Regions from separate parts of the Mus musculus genome. Here region 2 is linked to region 1. Evidence: chromatin contacts called from ENCODE Hi-C or POLR2A ChIA-PET data. All regions are on one chromosome and are shown on one strand. Each heading gives the region's core, a stretch centred on a gene start or an enhancer-like site at or near the end of the contact. The rest is flanking DNA. Distances are from core to core; before and after follow the strand shown. Region 1 holds the start of Tti2 (TELO2 interacting protein 2). Region 2 holds the start of Fut10 (fucosyltransferase 10).

What was found. A loop is a pair of places that touch in the nucleus more often than their neighbours do. ChIA-PET counts read pairs that join two places held with the same protein, here RNA polymerase II (POLR2A).
Region 2: a map of heart shows a loop between it and region 1 (4-fold over the local background). The contact joins the promoter of Fut10 here to the promoter of Tti2 in region 1. A Hi-C loop is called at or near these places in 2 of 37 maps with a recorded cell type or tissue (both heart). POLR2A ChIA-PET finds 5 or more read pairs at or near these places in 4 of 5 experiments (Patski and embryonic stem cell).

What each region holds. Positions count from the first base shown.
Region 1 is chr8:31,146,649-31,152,099 of GRCm38, forward strand. It overlaps Tti2 (TELO2 interacting protein 2), which reads left to right and starts at 3,668. Exons shown (of 7, transcript NM_144927.3): 1 at 3,668-4,851. The coding sequence starts at 4,202. Snord13 (small nucleolar RNA, C/D box 13) reads right to left here and starts at 3,310; the gene lies at 3,213-3,310.
Region 2 is chr8:31,183,701-31,189,231 of GRCm38, forward strand. Fut10 (fucosyltransferase 10) reads left to right here and starts at 3,631. Exons shown (of 5, transcript NM_001012517.5): 1 at 3,631-3,762.

The DNA of each region.
Region 1 (5,451 bases), core at 2,418-4,917:
CACACCTAAGAAGATGTCTCAATGGTCCATTACCACTTTTAAACTAAAATTTAATATACAAACCATCATATTCCATTCCATATTCACTAAATTTTTTGCAGGATTGGGCAATCACTATCACATCCACAACTTTTTTAGCATCCTGAAAGAAAACTCCTTAATTATCAGCCATCCTCCGTTTCCTTCTCCCATCTCCTAGCAACCACTGGTCCATGTCATGCCTTGATTGGTATGCATATTCTGGGTATTTCGTGTCAGTAGAATCATATAGCATGTGCCTTTGTCACTGGTTTATTTATTTTGCCTTGAAGGTTCTTCCATTGTGTCATATGCATCAGAATGTCACTTATAGCTGAGGGTGTTGTTCAGTATGTGCTCAGCATGGGTAAACTCAGCACACATTCAATTCCCAGCACCAAGCACTCTCACCAAACAGCATGGAAGAAACCAAGATCTTTCATTAATTATATCTAAGTAAACTCCCATCGTGTGTTTCTTTCACCCTTCCTTCACTGTGCTAGCTTTTGTTATCATAACAAGATATCTGGGTAGTTAACTGATGAAGAAAAGGGGTTTGCTTCACAGCTTCTAGAACATTGGGCCTGTGGCCCATCATCCAAGGATTCCACAGCAGTATGGTCACTTACGTCATAGGCTTGTTTGGATATGAACTCTAACCCCAAAGGCCCATATGTTAAAGGCTTAGACTCTACTTGTGGCACCACAACAACATGGTAGAAGCTTTAGAAGTAAGGCCAAAAGTAAAGGATTTACATCAACAGAGGGCTGTGTTCAAAGGAGACACTAGAAATCTGGTCCTAGTCAAATCCCCTGTTCCTCTCACTCTGCCCCCTCCCCGTGTGTGTGTGTGTGTTTGTCTGTCTGTTTGTCTGTCTGTCTGTCTTTGACTTTCTTCCCAGATGCAGCATTTTCTGTTTCTTTTCCCCCACCGTGATCTACTGTGTTACCACCAGCACAAAGACAGGGAACACCTGAGACCACAAGCCAAACTAATCTTTCCCTCTTTTTAGGAATAGTCTCAAGTATTTGTCTCGGTAATGCATGACTGGTAGGCAAAACCTGCATAGCTCACAGTTTTGGTATCTCCCAACAGGCCCACCTCAGGGACCCCCTTTGATATGGTCATTAGGGTAATGTAAGCTACAGATAGCATTTATCTCTTTTTCTGTGAACTGATCCCACTGCCTAAGAAGATTGTGGCTGTGAACATCCATGTTCAAGTTTTCGTACTGGTACAAGAATTTAGTCCTCTTGGCTATACATCAATGAAGACAGTTGTTAAATCTGGTTCAGCTCTGTGTTGACCCTGTTTACTTTGCAGAGAAACTGTCAGACTGTCCTGCAGCAGCTGCACCGCCTCATGCGGGGCGGCATTGCGTACCGTCTCCCCAAATCCTTGGCCAAGCATTTTCAGTGCCACTCTAGGGAATGCGACTTGACAATTCATTCACTTATTCATTCTTTATTTATTTTGAGTCTCATGTGACCCGACTAGCCTTGTACTTCTGACCCTGCTGCCTTGACCTCACCAGTGCTAGGTGTACAGGCACATACCCTATCCCCAGTCTCCTGTCCTGCTGGAGGTTCTAGTCCATTGCCTGTGCAAACACACTCCCAACTGAGCCATGTTACTGTTTAGCCCAGGCTGGCCTGGATCTTCCTGCTTTAGCCTCCTTCAAGTTGGTATTATAGTCATGCGCTACCACACCTGATTTTCTCTTAAAAATAATTATGTAAGGGTTTCACATGATTTCCGAGTTAAAGCGATAAAAGTACACATAGAGAGATCTTGCTTCTATTCCTTCATTCTGTTATTTCCTGACACATAATTGTTTATACATGTTATTTACCTTCCATTTCTACTTTAACACACAAGGAAATGCATATATCTTACTCTCTATCTTTCCTTCTTTCTTACAAGAGAGCATCTATCTACCCTTCCTCCCCTCTGCTCCTTCCACCTATCTATATTCCCAGAGTTCCATGGTGTTACACAGAGACTGCTTTTTCTCCCTCACTGCAGCTGCACCAAGCTGCATTGTGTGGACGCAGCTCCATGTAGCTGCATTGTGTGGGTGGTCAATCCAGCCTGTCCTCTGTGCGTGGACATGGGCATTCAGGATACATTTGTTGCCTTGACTAAATTGTGCCAGGCACTAGATAGAAGTAAAGGCATGGCTGGCTCGGGCTTTGGGAAACCCAGCGAGAGATCTCAACAATACAGAGCACTCCTCAAGTCTGAAAGGCGTCTGGATCCACTGGACACAAAGGGCACATGCTACAGAAAAGAAACGTCCCACACAGTACAGACACAATAACCTCTTATTGACTGGCCTCAAGCTGCTTTTGTTAAGGGAAGGTTTCTCTTGGAAGTGGTTAGCAGTGATTGATCAGAGTGCCACCAATTGGTCAGAGTGGGAAAAGCCAGAAGAAAGAGGTTCCGAGTTAGAATTCTAATCACCAGATTTTCTTGGAAAGAAGAAATGTAAATTAATGTTGGTGCTGTTGCATAACAATGGGAACTAACACCTCTATGAACTTTATGCTGATCAGATATTGTTCCCGGCATTTATGTACATTAAAAATTGTCCCAACAGTCCTAAGAGATGGGGACCAGTAATTATCTACATTTGTTTCCCCAATACAGAAATTAAGACATAGAGATCTGAGCTATTGCCGTTTGCAAGAGGTCACACAGAGAAGTGAAGGGGGGAAAAAAAGCCACACAGGCATCACTGGTAGTGTAGTGGCAAATAGTGTAACACTAAGAAGAGCATGTCTTGGAGTGGAAAGATGGTTCAGTTAAGAACATGCCATGGCTAACAAACTCCAGAAATTCAAGTTCAGAGAACTGGACACTGTTTTCTGGCTTCCGCGGGGACCAGGGGGGGCACCAGGTACACATATACGCATGTGAACAAAGCATTTATACACATCAGAGTAATAACTTAATAAAACAATTTTTCTTAGAAAGAAGTGAATTGTACCAGAGCGACTTGTAAGAAGCATAACTCTGTCACTTTCAGTTTCTCTTAGGAATGGAATGTACTTTAGTAATAATGTATTAGTCCCAGGTACCCTGGACACTTTCCACTACCTAACCAGTAATCCTACCTGACTGAACCAAGAAGTAAAAAACAGGGCATAACTCTAATCTACACAAGAACCAGAAGTGGAGGATCCTCCTAAGTTCATGTCAGACGGGTAATGTGCCCACGTCGTAACAAGGTTTATGGGCGGCACATGTCACGCAATGGCGTGAACACCCAATCATCACGCTTTATGAACCAGAAAGGATCGGCCTTACTGTTAGCTTGCGAAGTATCGAGTAAGTCTCACCAGTTTTTCAAAGAGGGTGACTAATATGCTGCCGCTCTATTTAGCTTTTGCACACAAAATCTAGTACAATTTCAAACTGTTACTAGGATTTTGCGAGAATTCTCTTGTTTCTAGCCTAGCAGATGAAATCAGGAACAAACTTAATGAGCGAACGCTTAGTTATGCAAATATATCCTTCATGCTCCACCTTTTACCCCTTCCTTCTCTGACGGACTGTTTGTTGCTTTCTGGTCGCGAGTCGTAAAAAGAAGCGTTGCGGCTCCGCTGGCGGAAGTTAGTTTTGCTTTACGGCTACAATGCTCTCCAGGGCCGGAAGTTGCGGAATACAGCTACCGTACTGGAAGAGCGCTTGGTTTCGGGAGCCTTTTTGGTGTCACGGTTCAGTAGTTTGTCTTTAAAATTAACTGTTTTTTTTTTCTTTTTTGAGTTTTCGGAAAGACAAATTTCGCTACGTGTTAGGAGCTTGAGGCTCTCCTATTTTTTTTTCGAGACAGGGTTTCTCTGTGTATCCCTGGCTGTCCTGGAACTCACTCTGTAGACCAGGCTGGCCTCGAACTCAGAAATCTGCCTGCCTCTGCCTCCTGAAGCGTGCGCCACCACTGCCCGGCTTGAGGCTCTCTTCTTACAGCCACTTTACTGGGTGGATTGACACTCGATCCTTGCGTCAAGACAGTGAGACATCTCGCCTTTTAGCTGTGCCTGGTTTTAGTTCTGTTCGTTGGGGGACACCGAGCCCCGGACGACCTTCCCTCCGAGACTCCAGACACCATCCCCATTTGGTCTCTGTCCCCCCCCGGGGGGGGCGGGGGGGGCGAGCCCAGCCCCTCCGGTGCGACTAGGAATGAAGCTGGACAGTGCCGAAGAGAAGTCGGGGGTCGGCTGCTCCCTGCCTGCAGAGGGCTCTCCCCCGGCCCTCGAACCAGCCTTCTCCAAGATTCTGAACCGTCTCAGCCGCCCAAAGTCATCAGGACAGGGCGGCGCAAGAAATGCGGCTCTTAAAGACCTCGGCGCTTTAATAGAAGCCGCCGAAGGTGACAGATTCTTTGAGGGGAGTGGGAGTGGGGGATCCCTCCGGGGGATGCCCGAGATCCTGGGGCAGGTGGTGAGAGCCCTGGAGAAGTTCGCAGCACCCGAGGAGAAGGCAGATGGGGTCGAAGAGCATCCCGAAGTGCCCGAGAAGGCGACTGAAGTTGGCTCACTGTTTCTAAAGCTGTTGGGGAAGGTTGAAGCTGCCAAGAGTTCTCCCGACTGCCCTGCGTGGAAGACAGGCCTCCGTCACATGTCAGGACCCGTGTATATTTTTGCCATCACTCACAGATTGAAGCAGCCATGGACCAGTCCAGCATCTCAGCATGTTGCTGGTGAGGTGCTGTCTTTATTGCTTAGAGTTACTGAGTGCAGTTCTGTGGCAGGATTCCTATGCGGAGAAAATGAAGACGATCGAGGGAGATTTGCTGTGGTCTTGGGGCTTCTTAAGCCCCATTTGAATAAGTGAGTAATGCTCTTTTCACTATTATCAGACAGATAGGGGTGCTGAGATAATAGATTTCTTAAGGACCGGAACGGTTGTGGCTTACTAGAGACGAGGAAATCATATAGCAGCAAATTCAAGATTAGAACTGAAGTCATCAAATTCCATTTTCTCCACCAAATGACTGCCTTGGAAAACTGGAAATTCTGACAATAGATATGGAAGATTCTGTCCCATTTATATGGAATCGAGTATCTTATGCTAAGTACCCATGGGTATTTGGAGAAGACCCAGTCTTTCAGCATGAATTTAAATACAGGGACTTCTAACTTGTTCATAATTATTGGATAAAGTGATTATAAGGAATAATAATTGGGATGAAACTGAAAACGATTTGTAGTACGTGGTCTGAACTAGATTGCTATCAGCGTTTTGTTTTGTTTTTCAGCTAGGTCTTAATTTTATCTATTTATATTTTATTCACTTATTTTGAGATATGGTCTCACTGTGTACCCTTGGCTGGCCTGGAACTTTTACGTAGACCAGGCTGGCATGGAACTAACAGAGGTTTTTCTGCCTCTGATCTCTGTGGGTGTTACCACACCTGCCCAAGGCAGGTT
Region 2 (5,531 bases), core at 2,381-4,880, 37 kb after region 1:
TGTGAGCATCCACTTCTGTGTTTGCTAGGCCCCGGCATAGTCTCACAAGAGACAGCTGTATCAGGGTCCTTTCAGCAAAATCTTGCTAGTGTATGCAATGGTGTCAGCGTTTGGAGGCTGATTATGGGATGGATCCCCGGATATGGCAGTCTCTAGATGGTCCATCCTTTCATCTCAGCTCCAAACTTTGTCTCTGTAACTCCTTCCATGGGTGTTTTGTTCCCAATTCTAAGAAGGGGCAATGTGTCCACACTTTGGTTTTCGTTCTTCTTGAGTTTCATGTGTTTCACAAATTGTATCTTATATCTTGGGTATTCTAAGTATCTGGGCTAATATCCACTTATCAGTGAGTACATATCATGTGAGCTCTTTTGTGATTGGGATACCTCACTCAGGATGATGCCCTCCAGGTCCATCCATTTGCCTAGGAATTTCATAAACTCATACTTTTTAATAGCTGAGTAGTATTCCATTGTGTAAATGTACCACATTTTCTGTATCCATTCCAAGGCAACTCTTATAAGGACAACATTTAATTGGGGCTGGCTTACAAGTTCAGAGATTTAGTCCATTATCTTCAAGGCAGGAACATGGCAGCATCCAGGCAGGCATGATGCTGGAGGAGCCAAGAGTTCTACATCTTCATCTGAAGGCTGCTAGCAGAATACTGACTTCCTGGCAGTTAGGATGATAGCCTTACAGCCCACACCCACAGTGACACACCTACTCCAACAGGGCTATACCTTCTAATCATGCCACTCTCTGAGCCAAGCATATACAAACCATTCCATAACAACAACAAAAAAAATCCAGTGAGTTCAGTTTGTTTTGGCCATCTACTGCAAGCATGGGTCTGCCATTGTGTGGTTAGTAAATAACCCAGGAAAATAGTATGAATTATGCTGATCCCTGTCTAGCTTCAAATGAATGAGACTCAAACTATGATTTATTTATTAGGCTCTGTGCAATTACTGGGGGATGACCGACCCCTCATCTATTTTCTAATGCTAGTTTGGCTACTTCCCCAACTGTGCTCCCCAAATACTTGCTGTCTGAATCTTCCTGGGTGATTCCTGCTCCAGCAGCCTGGTGTCCCGGGAGGCATTTCACTAGGGGCCTTAGTACTGCTCCATCATGGATAGTGGAGATTCATTCTCTCTCTCTCCTCTCTTTCTCTCTTCAGCACTTAATTTCAGTCCCTATAAACCCAAGCTGGGTGCATTTTTTACTATGTGAAATGTAAAACAAAAGAAACACAACACAACACAACACTGTGAGGCTCCTGTCTCTGCAGCCTCTTCATTTTAAACCTCATTGGACAGAAGCGGGGTACATACCTCCCCCGACAAAATTCTCTATCTAGATTTGTGATGTATTACCTTGGGCATGCCAAGCTGCTGTGGAGTAGGGACGACATGCTTATCATCTTCTGGCTTTTTGTTTAACTGAAAAGACCTGCCATGTACAAAGGGTCTTCTAACCTCACCCCTGGCTCTTTTCCTGGCTGGAGATCCTGGAGAACAGATTAGGTTTATTTATAGTCTGACACATTTTGGAACTTGTTTTTTCCCCTAGTTTTAATAAGTTCTATCTGCCTGCACCCCCCCCCCCAAGGCTAAAGGATACCATTGGGTGCAGTTACAGTTCGGTCTCAGATCTAGCGGGTATAAAAGTTCAGTGTACAGGAAGTTGCTAGAGGGGAGAGTTTTAGTGCATACTTCATAACGGCATGAAGCCTCATGAATATTCTACAGCCTGTTACAACAGTTTTCTCTCTTTTTGTCCTAGTATGCTTTCTGATGTTCTGATAAAACAACAAGAGCAAAAACAACTTGGGGAGGAGAGGTTTTTATCACCTTACAGTTGATAGTCCATTAGAAGAGAAGTTAGGGCAGGAACTTGAGACAGGACCTAAAGGAAAAGCCATGAGAGAACTCTGCTTCCTGGCTTCCTCTTCTGGCTACCTTTCTGGTACTTCCCAGGACTAACTTCTTAGACATGGTGTGTGGCACATCCCACAGTATACTGGGCCTTTCCAAATCAGTCTTTAGCCAAGAAAATGTCGCCCCGGCCCATACTTGTTTACAGGTCAATATGATGGAGACATCTTCTTAGTTAAGGTTCACCCTTCCAATTGAATCTAGTTTGTGCCAAGTTGGCCAACAAACAAACAAACAAAACCAACCAGTATACTTTCAAAAGTAGTTTAGAAGTGTCCCTCTGTGTAGCCCAGGCTAGCCTCGAACTCATTAGCCTTCTATCTCACTCTACTTGAGTGCTGGGATTGTAGGCATGCCTCAAAACAACCGGGTCCAACTTCTTATTACTTTAATAATAATAATAATAATAATAATAATAATAATAATAATAATAAAACCCCTTCAAATTTGAGATTCCTGTTAGAGTAAAGCACATTCTTTAGGCCTGGGTACGGGAACTGCTTAGCACAATGCCTGTGGATTTAATACTCAGCACTATAGACAGCAAATATTATAAGGTCATTTCTCAGCTGCACAAATTTTGTTTTCCTAAGGATCAGTCACACACTTTCTGACTGTCCACCTTTCAGCCTCAGGAACGACCGATGAGTCTGTATTGAGAGAGCTTACAGTAACTAATTTGGGTAAATAAATGCAGTATTACTGTTGTTCTTTTCTCCAGCCATTGTGCACCACATTGTCCCAAGGTCAGGTCAGTGTCACAGTGCCACAGTGGCTTTGTCCAAAAAAAAAAAAAAAAAAAAAAGCAAGCAAACAAACAAAAACCAATAACCAATAATTCCACTCCCCCAAAGAAACCAAGACAGCTCACTTCAAGCCAGGCAGTGCATTCCTTTAATCCCAGCACTACTCAGGAGACTGAGATAGAAGGATAAAGAGTTGAGGACCAGCCTGGGCTACATAGTGAGATACTATATAAAATAAAGGCAAGGGCATTCTGAGTTGGAGGCCAGCTACAGAGAGGGCTTCAGAACAGCCAGGGCTACATTGTCATGAAACCCTGTCTCAAGAAACTGTCTCAAAACTCCCAACTCAACCAACCAACCAAATAAAAAATTGAAATCAATCTCAGATGCTGTTTTTCTCCACTTAGCCGTGGCTAACATACCTGTTATGATCTGAATATGTACACTGATAGTATTTGGAACTGGGTGCCCCTACATTTGCATGAGAGGTCGAATCTCATTAGTGAGGTCTGACTTAGTCACCAAGGTATCCCAGCCCCATGGTCACCGGGAAGTTGCAGCAGACAAGCCAGTCTAAGACACTGAGACCAAAGCAATCCCCTGCTGGGAGCCTTGGTTTAACAAAATTGGGAATTGACTTTGTGCTTCATTCCTCCTGGCTCGTGAGCGTAGTCTCCTATGACTTAAAAGGACATCAGTACCCTTCCTTTCAAGAGGGGCTCTTATAGAGTACTTTCCAGAATTTCCAGGACCTGATGCGTTCCTGAGCCAATAGCCGGGAGAGGTACCAATAAGGGGCTGTCCAAAGTGTTTTGAAGCCGGGACCGCTAGCTTTTAAACACCGCATCCACGAAAACGTGGATCTAGGATCTCGCAGGCTGACTTCGGCGGGATGATCCGGGAGCTGCGCCTGCCATTCCATCGAGTCTTCTCCGGGTCTTCGCAAGAGCTCAGGCGCGTAAATAGAAAGTGAGGACTCTGGGGAGTGGGTAGAGCGTCCCGCATCCCCCCGAGGATTGTTGGAGGATTGTTGAGGTACAGTGCTGGGGACTTGTTTTGCTGCCCTGATGCCTAAGGTGAGTCTCCTGCTGCCGGTGGAGACTGGGGCGCTGTGCAGAAGCGGAGTGTAAGACGAGACACTTTGCTGGGCCCTGGCGGAGCATCTGACTCCGCTGGGAGGAGGTGGGGGTGGGATCCTAGAAACCCTAAGCACGGCTTTCTGGAACCAGAAACTGGGGCGCAAGCCTATCTGGCCGCTGAGAGCACAGCAGGGAGCACGTGGTCCCGGAGCCCTGGGCTCGTGGAACCGGGAGGAGCGCGGTACCCCGAGGGTCTGATTTAGCGCAGAGCTGGGGCAGCAACTCTGCTTCCTTCCCAAGGCCCCAGGCAAAAGTCTCAAGGCCCTGCTGTGCTGAGAATTGCGGCTCGCACCTGGGTGCTGCTCCCTTGAAACACTTGTTGATTGAACTTGTGCCCAGCGAGTAGCAGTTTTGACTTTCCTGAGGTGGATACATTGTGCATTTAGTAGATACTTTGGAAGAGACTCCGGAAGAACGGGTTTTGATTATCCACACACAAGTCTTAGGCTTTTTGCACCCAATTAGGATACTCAAAATACGACTCATTTCGTATTACAAGATACAGATATTGTGATTTTAAAATGACATTTGATTGGGATTTTCCAGGATTCATTAACTGATAGGACATCTTACAGAAAATGTCTTTTTCTTAACATAACAGCTCTAATAGATTACCTCCTAAGCACTGATATGATGCCCTGAAACAGCGCTTAGAATAATTGATGAAGACTGACTTGTTTTGTGCAGTGCATCCAACTCGGATAGGTTCAATTTGGAATAAGGCTAGCTGATGCTCAGGACCGTAATGCCTTCAAATTCAGCCTTCCTTCCTTCAGATGAGATGCACCACTTCTCGCACGGGCTTGCTGAAGAGATTATACTACAAACTAGAATCTTGCTTCCCTTTGCTCCATGATACTCTCAGATGGCGTTCTTTTCAGGTAGGGCCTGACTTGGTTTCTGCATCGAATAATCAACCCCATTGTTGAACACTGAGTGTTCCAGCTAGCAACAAACGGAATACTCAGTTTCAGGGTTAGAGCTGCCTCTCAAATGCTTTCCAAGATGTCTGTAGTGCTCCACTGCTGTTAGGTCTCAAACCTGTGATAAAGGACTAACAGAGGTCCCTATTAACATATCAAAGTGTAGCTTGGCAGTCATGTTCTCCCAGCATCTCTCAGTCCCTACAAGTTACAGGGTCCTCCTGGCTGGCATACCCAGCCTTCTACCCTAAACTTCTCCGGTGAGCAGTCCTTCCCTCCGTTGCTCTGCCCTATATAACTCTGTCATTTTGGCTATGACAGCGCCCCCCCCACCATTTTTGGCTCTTGGTCTCCTGGCCCTCCCTTTTCTTGCTTCCCCACCCCCTCCCGTGGCCTGCCTCAGTCTACTGGTCATATCCACTCTGGACTCTCTCAGCTGTCCCTGCCTTGGGCTATGCTCTCCCTCATATCTACTGTGCACACTATCACCTCTCCAGTAAACCTTCTCCTCCACCATACTTCTTCCTGTCTGTCTCTCTGTCTCTCTGTCTTTCTCTCCTTCCTTTCTCTCTCTCTCTCTCTCTCTCTCTCTCTTTCTTTCTTTCTTTCTTTCTTTTCTTTCTTTCTTTCTTTCTTTCTTTCTTTCTTTCTTTCTTTCTTTCTTTCTTTCTTTCCTTCCTTCCTTCTTTCTTCCGTTCTCTCGTTCTTTCTTATTCAATGGCCTGTATTTCTAGCGCTCATTCTGGAAACCAAGGCAAGAGAAGGTGATTTAGAGGCCAGCTT